Linked DNA regions of Homo sapiens: regions 1, 3 and 4 are each linked to region 2. Evidence: chromatin contacts called from ENCODE Hi-C or POLR2A ChIA-PET data. All regions are on one chromosome and are shown on one strand. The core of a region is the stretch at or near the end of the contact, and the rest is flanking DNA. Distances in the headings are between cores, read along the strand shown.

Region 1 (3,329 bases), core at 362-2,861, 810 kb after region 2:
ACACGGTCAATTTATTAATCACAAATGAATAAATCGGCGTGGTGTGCTGGCTCACGCTTGTAATTCCAGGACTTTGGAAGGCAGAGCAGGGCAGATCGCTTGAGCCTAGGAGTTCCAGATTGGCCTGACCAACATGGAAAAACCCCGTCTCTACTAAAAATAAATACACAATTAGCCGGGCATGGTGGCATATGCCTGTAATCCCAGCTACTCGGGAGGTTGAAGCAGGAGAATGGATTGGAACCGGGAGGCGGAGGTTGTAGTGAGCCAAGATTGCACCCCTGCACTCCGGCCTGGGTGACAGAGAGAGACTCCATCTCAAAAAAAAAAAAAAAAAGATTACAAAGTAACCATGTAGGAAACCGAGAGGAGAGGTTTCAGAGGTGGTTTAGTGAGGTAATCCATATTTTCTGATGATAAATTGGCGCCCAGTCAATTTATTAATTAGAAAGGAATAAATTGGCCTGGCGTGGTGGCTCACCCTTGTAATCCCAGGACTTTGGAAGGCAGAGCGGGGCAGATCGTTTGAGCCTAGGAGTTCCAGACCCGCCTGGGCAGCATGGTGAAACCCGGTTTCTTAACAGAAAAACAAAACAAAAACCCCGAAAATTAGCCAGGCATGGTGAGCCGCGCAGGTAGTCCCAGCTACTCTGAAGGCTGAGGTAAGAGGATTCCTTGAGCCCAGGAAGTCGAGGTTGCAGTGAGCTGTGATGGCACTGCTGCACTCCAGCCTGGGCGACAGAGTGAGACTCTGTCTAAAAAAAACAAAGAAAAAGAAAGTAAATAAAATTGCTAAATCAAGGAACAGCTTGACACTTTATTATACAGAGAAATAGAGGCAGCATTTAGCAGGCACCAATGTTCACTTAGTGGGAACTGCAGGTGTTCCCCGGACCGGAGGCTGCTTCTTTTCCAAAGGAAATCTATTATTGACTACCAATAAAAAAATACATTGTAGGTTTGTTACAATATACAAATGGCTAAATTTTATATATCCACGACCATATTCTAGCACAGCTCTAAGCCTTTTCATGCTCTGAAATAGCTACTATTGTTACCTCCATTGTAGAGAAAACAGATGCCAGAGGCTGTTTTGGAAGGACCGTGGAAACTGATTGACTATGAAATTGACTTGTATGTTTCGGACTTAAAGGTTTTTCCTGCTCTGCTCGTTACATTTTCACATTTTAGATAACATACCTCTTAAAATAGTGGTCCTTTTAAAATTTGGAGGGATTCCTCTTCCAATTTGAAGTTTTTTCTTGCACTAAACATTTGGTCAGACTAAGATCATCCGCGTTTTATGTCAGTTTAAGTACATTTTTAGACATTGTTCACGTAGAAATGTAAATATGAGCTTACATTGTGTGTAAAAGGAAATAATAGCTGCTTACAACCATTTTTGTCTCATAATACAAATCCAAATCAATATGTTATTGGAAATGCAGGCTGGGAGGGGAAAGAAAAGATGCAGAGAGAAAAGCCCCATCTCTGCTTGGAGTTCAGCCCTGGGTCTCTTTTCCCTTCCTCCTTCCTTCTCACAGCTGTCACAGTGACAGAAGAACACAGGGCTGCCTTTTAGTGACACCTGCTGGGACAGACCTGGCAGAAGAGATTGCAGATTTGGTTGTTTCTTGGCTGCCTCTGCCAGCCCCTGAGTCAGCACCCCACTCCATTTCATGCTGAGCTTGGACAGCTCAGGTTTAAAAAATTCCCCCTTCCCTTGGGGCAACTGCTTTCCAGCCTCCTCATCATTCCTAAAGGAGAATGACCTACATGCCAGCATGACAGAGATCCAGAAATTTATAGAAGCTTCATTGTGAGCCTAAATCCTTAACAGGGGCTCAAACTGCCAAACACCAAATGAAGAGAGAGGTTTTGCAGTAAAGCAGGAAGTCATTAAAATAATGAATCACCCGGCTGGGTTTTGAGCTCCTTTCCCACTAATTTAATGGAAAGATTTATTGTCTTCACAATTTACGCTTTCCTAAATTTTGCATAAATTTATCATTTATATCTTCACATAAGTAATTCTTTGTGTTTTATCACTGAGCAAATTCTATGTAGCAAATCAATGCTATATTTTGGCAAACTCATGTTATAGCTTAGAAAATACTACAGCATTGTAAACTGAGGGCAGCATTAAGCAAATTATATTTACCTTTGTGACCGCAAAACAATGATTCAATGCTTTTCCCATGAAATTTGTCTTTCGATATTGGTAGTGGTTTTTAAATAAAAAACATGAATTACATATCGATTAAAACTTTACTATTGTTTTTAGAAACTGTGACTTCACCAGTTATGAGCGGACTTGAAATGTGTAGTTTTTAAGTTTGGAAATCCTTTGTAGTTTCATTTACTTTTCCAGGAAGAAAGTGAGATATTTTTTGCTGCTGTTGCCTGGTTTTTGTTTGTTTTTTGACCATAAACAAAACTTAATGGAGCCCCAAATCTACTAACTCAGTCCTCCTTTGGTAACATGCCTTTTTCTGATTTCTAGACTTTAGTTGATATTTGTGACACACTAGTTCTATTATTTAAAAATTTAGAAAAGTACTACAAGAGTAAGAAGCAAAGAGCATGAGCCACCGTGCTGGGCTGCTTTTAATTTTTGATATCAATCTTTACTTTTTTTTTTTTTTTGAGACAGAATCTCGCTCTGTGGCCCAGGCCAGAGTGCAATGGTGTGATCTCGGCTCACTGCAACCTCCATCCCCAGGGTTCCAGCGATTCTCCTACCTCAGCCTCTGGAGTACCTGGGATTACGGGCAACCGCCACCACGCCTGGCTAATTTTTTTTGTATTTTAAGTAGGAACGGGGTTTCACCATATTGGCCAGGTTGGTCTTGAACTCCTGACCTCAGGTGGTCCACCTGCCTTGTGTCTTGGCCTCCCAAAAATGCTAGGATTACAGGCATGAGCCACCATGCCTGGCCTTTTGCCTATTTTTATTTTAAAATCATCTCTTCTTTTCGATGATTTTTTTTTTTTTTTTTGAGATGGAGGCTCCCTCTGTCGCCCAGGCTGGAGTGTAGTGATGTGATATCGGCTCACTACAACCTCCACCTCCCAGGGTCAAGCAGCAATTCTCCTGCCTCAGCCTCCTGAGTAGCTGGGATTACAGGCACCCACCACCATGCCCTGCAATTTTTATATTTTTAGTAGAGATGGGGTTTTACCATGTTGGCCATGCTGGTCTTGAACTCCTGACCTCAGGCGATCCAGCCACCTCGGCCTCTGAAGGTGCTGGGATTACAGGCATGAGCCACCGTGCCTGGCCCCAGATTTTATTATTCTTAAAAAGCCAATTGAGAATTCCTAGCATA
Region 2 (3,287 bases), core at 467-2,966:
TGCTTTCTCCAAATAGCACAGGAACTCTTCAAATTTCAATTTCAAAATGTCCAAATTTATAGAGAAGGAATGAATTTCTGTGCCAAATTAAGTTTTAAATTATTCAGTGGTATGAATAATTACCTGTGATGGTGGTTTTGAGAAACTCTTATCTGATGAGTCCTCATTTGTTGATACGTGAACTCACCTACTTGCTGAACAGTTACTGAGCACTGGCTGCGTATAAAGCACAGTTATAAGTGCTGCCAGTAAACATTTCTCAACTTCCATGTCACTCACGTGTTTTGCATGAAGCTGCTGTACTCCTTCATTGTTAGTAGACTTAACTACTGCTTGAACAGTGAGACTTTGGGGATCTATACTCTATATTAAGAAACTCTGCTTGTATTTTTAGTAAGTGATGCTGACACTGTCAGAAGTTAATGTTGTCAGATTTGGACCCAAATGCTGATTCTCTGGAGGTCTGGACTTTAGTTCATTCTGCCACCAGCCAGGAGGCCAGTTAAATGGTCTGTGCCCCCATTTCTTCATTTGTGAAATTAAGACACAGGACCAGATGTTTTCTACAGTCTCATTCACCTCTAAAATGAATTTATGAGTCTCTGACAAGTGGGGCATGGAAGTTCTTTGATTACACATGAAAGGGTACCTTTGGGTCTTGGTAGTGAAGAGACTGCCTATCATGGGATAGAATAAGATACTGAGGTAGGTTGCTATGGAGCAGAGGTCTGCAGGAGAGGAGGATGTAGGTCATTGAAGAATATATGAGGCCAGGATAATGGCAAAGAAATAGAACCCGTATGTGAGGGTGGAGGGTAGATTTTTCTGGTTGAAATATATCTGAGCTAAGGCTGAACATCAGTGAGAGGTGAGAGTGTCAGTTGTTGGCAGACCTTAAAATAATAATTAATAATGCTATCAATAATTAATTATTATATAATATAATGCTGTTAATAATATTATATAATGCAATTATATAATATTATATTTAATAATAAGTATAGCATTTGTCTACTTATGCAATATAAAGTGAAGTCATACATTATCCGTTTGGCCCTAAGAATCCCATCTTTATTCATGTTAAGTATTCTTAGCATTATTTTGCACCTGAGGAAACTGAGGCACAGTTTCTGAGGTAGACAGTTCCAACAGCCTGTCTACCAGCTTGTCATAGCAGCGCTTGGCACTTCACCCGTTTATCTTCTGACTCCCCAAACCCCACAATTTCCACCTTACCGCAGTGCAGAGTTTCAATCTGATGAGATAAGCATGCAGAAAGGGTCTGCGGTGATTTCTCTATCTAGGGACTCAGAAAGAACTATCTTAAACCTGAAGGGTTTATTTCACTATCTTAAGTAACCAGGGCTCCGATGGAAGCCCCCCTGATTAAGGAAGAATTACGCTTTACCTTGATTTTTAAAACATCTCAGTTTATACCTATTGTTGACAGAAACCTCGCCATCCTGGGGGCTTTTCAGACTCTTGACTGACCTCTCCAGATCAGATAGTCAGTGTGAAGTGCAGCAGAGGAAAAAACAAACCCTGATTTCCTTTCTTCATATTCGTGTCCCTGTGTTTTGCATCTTCCTGATTTCATAGCGTAGGAGAGTTTCAATTAGTCAGCATATAATTGACACTTTTTTAGTTCAATTGGCCAAGATAGGCTCTTATTCTTAAAATAGCATTTAAAAAACAGATGGAGATGGGCTTTGAGCCTGGCAAGTCTATCCAAGCATCTGGAAAACCCCTGTTGTTAATCAGGGCATGGCTGGGAGCTGCAGGTTGCATAACTTGTAGCCTTTATGCAGGGCTCAGGGCTTGTTTGTCGTGATTTACAGAAAGATGATTTGGATAGCACTTCCCTAGAACTAGCAGGGATTCTAGCAGTACTCATCAGAACTTTAGATGCTTTGAATTTAGATTTTATTTTTTAAGATCAAAAAAGATTTCATGTTTTTCTTTTAATTCAAGCTCATCTTTCTTTTTAAATCACATTCATTTTTAACATCCTAAGAAATGCTTTCCCAAGAAAATGAAAGAGAAATAAAACAGAAGAGATTCTGTAACTGGCTGCTTTAAGTTTCCCAAATGTGTTGAGTCCATTCTAGTTACTATGTAACTTATTTTTATATTGCCAGAATTCCGTGGGTATCTCAAGGGAGAGACAAAAATGTAACAACTTTGCTTTCTATTATGAGAAAGGGACGATTGATGCAGATGGCAAAAAAGTGCATCTTTATGATTTGGTTATATGAGGTTTTTCTGTTGGCAAACTAGACTTTTGATGGTATGATAAGATTTTTAAAAGTTCCTGCTGCCTGTCAGCAGAGATTTTGATTTGTTGTTATTAGAATATCTTAGGTGATTTAAATGCTGTAGCTGGGTTGAGAGACATTGATGCCTGGATCATCCCTGACCTGAAGCTGCTCATTTCTTTAGAAGCCAAGTATGAGAAATAGACTAAGGAGGGCATTTTTTAATAATTAAAAATTTAATATGACTCATAATTTATTGAATTTTATTTTCAGTTAATGAAACAGTTTTAGTTGTACAGAAACACTGAGCAGAGAGTATAGAGAATTCCCATTCACTCCCCTGCACATAGTTTTCCTGTTACTAACATTTTACATTAGCATGACACATTTGTAACAAATGAGCAAGTAATGAGTCATTGTTAATTAAGTGCAAGGTTTATTCAGATTTCCTTAGTTTTTACCTAAGGCCCCTTTTCCATTTCAGAATCCCATCCAAGGTATGGGATCCCCATATTACCTTCAGGCATCACGTCTCCTTGGGCTCCTTTTGGCTGTGACAGTTACTCAGATTTGTTTGGGATGACCTTGAGTGCTTTGAGGGGTACTGGTCAGGCATATTATAGGATGCCCCTCTATTGGGATCTGTCTGATGTTCATCTGATGATTAGGCTGGGATTAGGGATTTTGAAGAGGAAGAGCACAGAGGCAAAGTGGCCATTTTCCTCACATTATATCAAGGGGACATAATATCAATTGTTGGTGTTGACCTTGATCACCTGGCTGACATAGACTTTATCAGATTTCTCTGCCTTAAAGTTATTCTGCACTCTCTTTCTATATTATATTCTTTGGAAGGAGGTTTCAGCGGAATATCACTATTAAAAAGCAGAGAGTTATAGTTCCCCCATTTAGAGTGAAGTGTCTACATAATTTATTTGGATTTTTTGAGAGATTTGTCTTTATTTCCCTGTTTATTAACTTATTAGATTACTTCTTTATATCAGTATGAGTTTATGAATGTTTGTCTTACAC
Region 3 (3,022 bases), core at 189-2,688, 790 kb before region 2:
TTCCTTTGATTCTTTTTGATTCATATGAACTCCTGTTACAGAGACAATTGTTGTGGATACATTCCCTTTGACCTACGAAAATTAGATTTGAACAAAGGTTCAGATTGGATTTAGATTAAGTCCTGCTCAGTGAAAATTATGAAAACACTCTGACACTACAGTAACTGATATGAAATAATAAATCCTCACTTAACATTGTCAATAGCTTCTTAGAAACTGGTTTTCAGTGAAACAACGTACAATGAAACCGATTTTTGTTATCATCAATATTATAACGAAATGAAAACAACACTGAATGAAAATTTTTTTGTGGACCTGCTGTAAGTTGTTTGGCTTAAAGCCATGATTTCTAAGAACCTATCGTTAAGTGAGGACCTACTGTACTCTATAACCATGCTGCTATTCTTTATTCCTGATATCCCATTACTTTTTTTATTTTTGAGATGGAGCCTCGCTCTGTCACCCAGACTGGAGTGCAGTGGAACGATCTCAGCTCACTGCAGCCTTGACCTCCCAGGTTCAAGCGATTCTCCTGCCTCAGCCTCCCAACTAGCTGGGACTACAGGCGTCTGCCACCACTCCTAGCTAATTTTTGTATTTTTAGTAGAGATGGGGTTTCACCATGTTGGCCAGGCTGCTCCTGACCTCAGGTGATCTGCCCATGTCTGCCTCCCAAAATGCTGGGATTACAGGCGTGAGCCCCCGGCCGACCTTTCTAATCTAAAAAAAAAAAAAGAGATGAAGTCTCACTGTGTTCCCTAGGCTGGTCTCCTGGGCTCAAGCGATCCTCCCACCTTGGCCTCCCGAAGTGTTGGGATTACAGGCCCGAGCCAGCGGGCCCAGCATGCGGACCATTTCCAGTCAAATACTGGGATAAACTGCAATAAATGACCCTAAGAAGCAGGTGAATTGTCTCAGGAGCTCAAGCTTCTTTTGGAGAAGGACTCAACCAGCTGTGACTGGCTGTGAATATGGAGGAAAAGGGCCACTAGTCAAGGTATGTAGATAGCTTTTAGAAGTCAGAAGAAGCACGCCTGCAGTCCCAGCTACTCAGGAGGCTGAGGCCGGAGGATCGCTTGAGCCTGGGGAGATAGAGGTTGCAGAGAGCCGAGACCACGCCACTGCAGCCCAGCCTGGACAGAGGTGAGACGCTCGCGGACCTTAGCTTGGGGTTGGCGGCGTTAGGAAGAAACCGACCTCGAGACCCTGAAGACCTGACAACAGCCGTTACTCTGGCTGACAAGTCATTGGATTTCTGGCGCACGCGCGGCGCGGCACGGGCAGCTTCCGGTTTCCAGCCTTGCCCCCGCCCCTACCTTCCGCCCCACCTCCAGGCTAGTTCCTCCTCTTGGCCCCGCCCCCTGACCTTCCTTCTCCCTATCCCTAGGCCCCGCCCCCTGACCCGCACCTTCCCGCCGCCCCTCCCCGGTTCCATTTCATTGTTGGATTGTGGCGCTTCACTCCTGCTGGCGGCCGGCAGGGGGCGGAGTTCGAGCCTGGATTTTTTTCCTCGGGGCCTCCCCCGGGAGGCCGTCCCGGCGTGGGGGAGGGGAGGACGGGGCGGGAGGACGCGGTTCGGTCGGCTGCAGCGCTACTTTTGGTCCGGGGTCGGCAGGGAGGCCGCGGCTACCGCATCACAGCTGACGTGAGGACTACGTGGGGCCGCTGCCGGCTCCGGGTTGCTGGGCGGCGGCGCCGCTGCTGAGCGGCGGTCGGGCTCGCCGTCTCCACCTCCTCGCGTCCGTAATCAGTGACGAGGTCCGCTACGTAAATCCCTTTGCGGCGGGTAAGTGGTGCGTCGGCTCCGGCCCCGAGACCCAGCAGCGGGCGACGCGGCGCAGGAGGTGGAGGTGGAGGCAGGAGGCGGAGCGGAGCCGGGTGCGGTGGAGCAGCAGAGGCCGAGCGGAGCCGTGGGCGGCGGGCCGGGACCCCGGGGCCGGGCCAAGGACTGGCGGGGCAGCCGCGAGTTCACCTGACGCGGCCCCTCGCTCGGCGCCCCCGAGGCCGCCGGCTCGCCGCCCCACGCCCGCTTCGTGCGCTCAGCTGCCCCGGGACCCGCCTGCCTCCTCGCGAACTTGGGACGAGTTGGAAAATCCTCCCTGAGAGAGCCGTGCGGCTCAGGGGAGCGGTTTAACTCGGAAAAGGAAAAGGAATCCAGAAGTAAGGACCTCGGATTTGAGTGCCCCCAGCGCCTCTGCCCCACTTTACGAGCGCAGTTTAGACGAAAGCGGACGCAGCCCGTTTTCCCCCAAAACCTGGGCCGGAGGGCCTCGCAGCTGAGTCATTCGGTCCCGGGCGCGGGCAGTCTCCGGAGTGGGAAGGGCAGAGCCGCGACCGCTCTCGGAAGGCGCATTTTCCCTTCTGCCTGAGTCTTGCCTTTTTAGGGCCATCTGGTAAGGTTTCCAGAGCCTGTTGAATCTGGGGAATAAACACATTATTAAACATACTTTTTTTTTTTGAGACGGAGTCTTGCTGTTACCCAGGCTGGAATGCAGGGGCATGATCTCGGCTCACTGCAGCCTCTGCCTCCTGGGTTCAAGCGATTCTCTTGCCTCAGCCTCCCGAGTAGCTGGGATTACAGGCATGCGCCACCACGCCTGCTAATTTTTGTATTTTTAGTAGAGATGGGGTTTTACCATGTTGGTCAGGCTGGTCTCGAACTCCTGACCTTCCACCCACCTCGGCCTCCCAAAGTGCTGGGATTACAGGCGTGAGCCGCCGCGCCTGGCCTCAGCATGTTTCTTGATCCTGTTGCGTTTTATTTGTATATCAGATACCTGAGTTTGAAATCACTTAGGGGTTTCCTGCATGCTGCTCAGTGAAGCAGCGGTGAGTTTGTAATCACATTTTAAGAAATTGGGACTTACAGGGCCAGTCTCAAAGTGTCACTGAAATTGAAAGAGCTCCTTTAACACTGTGGCTTACGTACGTGACTCAGTTTCCTTTCTACTTAATTTGCCGGGCAGATGAGGGTGTACCTTTCCCTTGAAACAAAGATCTAGATTGAACAGTGAGAGGTCCG
Region 4 (2,963 bases), core at 452-2,951, 720 kb after region 2:
ACATGTGTGTGTCCTGCATCCCTACATACTTTCAAGTTCAAAATGGATAGGACTGTGCTTTGCACTGCTTTGGTTTGCACCGTGATGTCTGTGACAGTGCTGGGCACTGAGCAGCCGCTAAAAATCATTCTTGTTGAATTTATTATTTCCTTTTACCTTAATGCAGACTTCCTGTCACAGCATTAGGGCCAAGAATAATTTACGGGTTGAAATGTTGATACAAGAAGCAATAGTAAATGTCTTATCAAATTGTTGGACCCTGTCATTCTTCATCTGGATTTAGAAAATAAAAAGATCCCTGATGATACCCCCAATTTCCTCTGGCAGTGTTTCTAAAGGAACTATCCTATGAGACTTCAGCATTCTGACTCATGACATTAATATCCTGAGCTCCTCAAGAAAATTAAGCATCACAGACCACAGGAAGATTCTGCTAAAATTGCCAAAAATAACAATACTTTTAGTTAGTACTCTTTTTCCAAGGTATTCAGCATCCAACGTGTATAGCAACTGTGTCATGTTTAAATCGTTTTGCTACGCTAATTGAGATATGAAGAAACAAGGATAGAAACATACAAATCATTTCTTTAGGTCTGAAAAGAAAGCTATTAGCTAGCCAAAAGCACAGACATTCCAAAATTCATAGTGTCAAATTAGTTGTGTTATTTTCTTATTTTTGCTTCTGGTGGAGACATCCAAAACTGATGGCTTAGTGGGCAGCAGTAATGAATTTTAATCCCAGGTACATTGCCAGCTTTAGGTCTTGTGCAAATGCCTCTGTGAAGTATTTTTCTGTGCCTATATACAATGAGGATACTGACACATCTTTATCATAAAATAAAAATGTGGAGTAAAGATGTAGCTAATATTCTACAACATAAGCATTCTTCCAGTTACTCATAAATCGATGCCCATTAATTGAATCATAGGGCAAGTACGTTTGTGAAGCTTACTAAATAATTTGTAGCAGGGTATTCTTTTTTTTTTTTTTTTTGAAACGGAGTCTCACACTGTCGCCCAGGCTGAGTGCAGTGGCGTGATCTCAGCTCACTGCAACCTCCACCTCCCAGGTTCAAGCGATTCTCCTGCCTCGGCCTCCCGAGTAGCTGGGACTACAGGTGTGTGCTACCATGCCCAGCTCATTTTTTGTATTTTTAGTAGAGACAGGGTTTCACCTTGTTAGCCAGGATGGTCTCGATCTCCTGACTTCATGATCTGCCTGCCTCGGCCTCCCAAAGTGTTGGGATTACAGGCATGAGCCACCGCGCCTGGCCCATGGTATTATTTTTTATAGAGAAGGATTCATTCTCCCTAAACATTCCCCGCCTACTCCTCTTTCTGTTGGGATTTTTCACATATCAAATTTGCAAAAATAAAACATGAAAGATGATTGTGAAAACAGAATTAAGTCGTATGATATTTTATTTCATTATTCTAAAGGTAATTGTAATCTATAAATTAGATGTCCCTGAAGTATTCGCAAAACACTCTTAAAAGCTTTTTGGATAAATGTGACAAAAATTACTTAAGTCAGGTTCCACTGAGAAACTGAGAAAAAAAGGAGAAAAATATTCCTTGAGGATTCAGATGCCTGAGAAAGATTTAAGGAGTTTTTATACTTTGATAGAGCTTTTAAGAAATGTTTTATCTATTTTATCTTTGCTCTGGCCACATACCGATAGAACTTGCAAACTGTTTACTTAGGAGTATGGATTTGTAATATTTTAACAGTAAAGTAGCACTCTGATTTCTAAATAGTTCCTGTGGTTACAATGAAGAAGGAAGGAAGGAAGGAAGGAAGGAAGGAAGGCAGGCAGGAAGGAAGGAAAGGAAGGGAAGGATGGAGGGAGGGGAAGGAAGGAAGGGAAGGAGGGAGGGATGGAGAGAGGGAGGGAGGAGAAAGCCTTTCAGAGTAGTAGGAAGCTGTCAAAATCTACTTAATGGAATCATTTGTAGATGGAATCATTTGTAGAGAATGTTTTTCCTTCCCCTCCAAGAAAGTTTTTGTTCTTGCTGATGGCTTTTCTATCTAGAATCCACAGATCTTCCACAGATTAAAAAACTAAAGTATAGAAAAGTATTCTGTGCAGGTGGAAGATTTGAAATAATTTATTGATGCTAAAACAAGATGTTTATAATACTTTTCCTCACTCCACCTACTACTTTGAACTTGCTCAGTCGGTGCCATTCTATTTAGTAAGGCTTAGAGCAAGTCAAATCAAACTTTGATTTGAATTTCACAAAGATTTGAAATTCTCTCGCAGAGATTTGAATTTTTCTCTCTCTCTTCTCTCTCTCTCTCTTCTCTCTCTCTCTCTCTCTCTGCCTTGCATTCTCTGAGAGAGAATACTTTTGAGTTAATCAGCTGGACTGTTTATGGGGGAGTAGTAGTTCCCTGTTTACATTATTCAGTAATAACTAAAAGTAGATAATTGAAGTATGTTTTATTAAAATGTACTGATGGGAAAGAGTATTTTAGAGGGTCCAAAGTGGAAATAAACATATATATTTACATAAATGATTTAGAAACATCAGGTTTTTAAAATGAATCTCCTCTCGTGGATTTGTAGATTAGAACTTGACTCACAGCTAAAAGCAGAAGCCATTTAAAAAAAAAGATAATTATTTCCTAAAGTAAACTTATTTCATGTAGTGCAAAACCTAATACAAGAAAGTGCATAATTACAAGTGTGTGGCTCAAAGAACTTTACAAAGTGATGCACCTGTGCAGGCAGCACAGATCAAGAAACAGCATTGAGCCTCCTCTCCCTCCTGCTCAGTCTTGGCCTCTCTCCAAAGCTATATCCTGACTTCTAATTTGACTTCCAGGTGGGTTTTCCTTGTTTTTAAATTTCTCAAAAGTGGGATGATACAGTAGGTTCTCTTTTATGTCTGACTTTTTAAATTCAACATTTTTCTGCAAAATCCATCCACATTGTTGTGAGTAGCTATATTTCATTCAT

The links. Hi-C counts contacts between places; a loop is a spot of excess contacts on that map. ChIA-PET counts read pairs that join two places held with the same protein, here RNA polymerase II (POLR2A). Pooled maps may share reads with other maps.
Region 1: a loop to region 2 is called in a map of mammary epithelial cell, with 5 times the contacts of the local background. The contact joins two enhancer-like sites. A Hi-C loop is called at or near these places in 2 of 168 maps with a recorded cell type or tissue (PC-3 and mammary epithelial cell) and 2 of 50 pooled maps.
Region 3: a map with no recorded cell type shows a loop between it and region 2 (9-fold over the local background). The contact joins the promoter of CREM here to the enhancer-like site in region 2. A Hi-C loop is called at or near these places in 2 of 37 single-sample maps with no recorded cell type and 5 of 50 pooled maps.
Region 4: a map of PC-3 shows a loop between it and region 2 (1.9-fold over the local background). The contact joins two enhancer-like sites. A Hi-C loop is called at or near these places in 1 of 168 maps with a recorded cell type or tissue (PC-3). POLR2A ChIA-PET finds 5 or more read pairs at or near these places in 1 of 52 experiments (activated T-cell).

What each region holds. Positions count from the first base shown.
Region 1 is chr10:36,724,085-36,727,413 of GRCh38, forward strand. No RefSeq gene overlaps it. Among named protein-coding and RNA genes, the nearest start is that of ANKRD30A, 400 kb to the right of the region's middle. RefSeq lists an enhancer at 1,362-1,877. Within about 2 kb of position 1,612, at least 2 of the 41 ENCODE cell types and tissues checked have a DNase peak (open chromatin) inside an H3K27ac peak, as active enhancers do; they include PC-3, where a contact is called at or near this core.
Region 2 is chr10:35,911,200-35,914,486 of GRCh38, forward strand. No RefSeq gene overlaps it. Among named protein-coding and RNA genes, the nearest start is that of LINC02630, 14 kb to the left of the region's middle. Within about 2 kb of position 1,717, at least 3 of the 41 ENCODE cell types and tissues checked have a DNase peak (open chromatin) inside an H3K27ac peak, as active enhancers do; they include PC-3, where a contact is called at or near this core.
Region 3 is chr10:35,125,408-35,128,429 of GRCh38, forward strand. CREM (cAMP responsive element modulator) reads left to right here and starts at 1,439. Exons shown (of 8, transcript NM_183011.2): 1 at 1,439-1,786. It also overlaps a transcript of CUL2 not described here. RefSeq lists silencers at 1,327-1,846, 1,907-2,046 and an enhancer at 2,407-2,476.
Region 4 is chr10:36,634,775-36,637,737 of GRCh38, forward strand. No RefSeq gene overlaps it. Among named protein-coding and RNA genes, the nearest start is that of ANKRD30A, 490 kb to the right of the region's middle. Within about 2 kb of position 1,702, at least 2 of the 41 ENCODE cell types and tissues checked have a DNase peak (open chromatin) inside an H3K27ac peak, as active enhancers do; they include PC-3, where a contact is called at or near this core.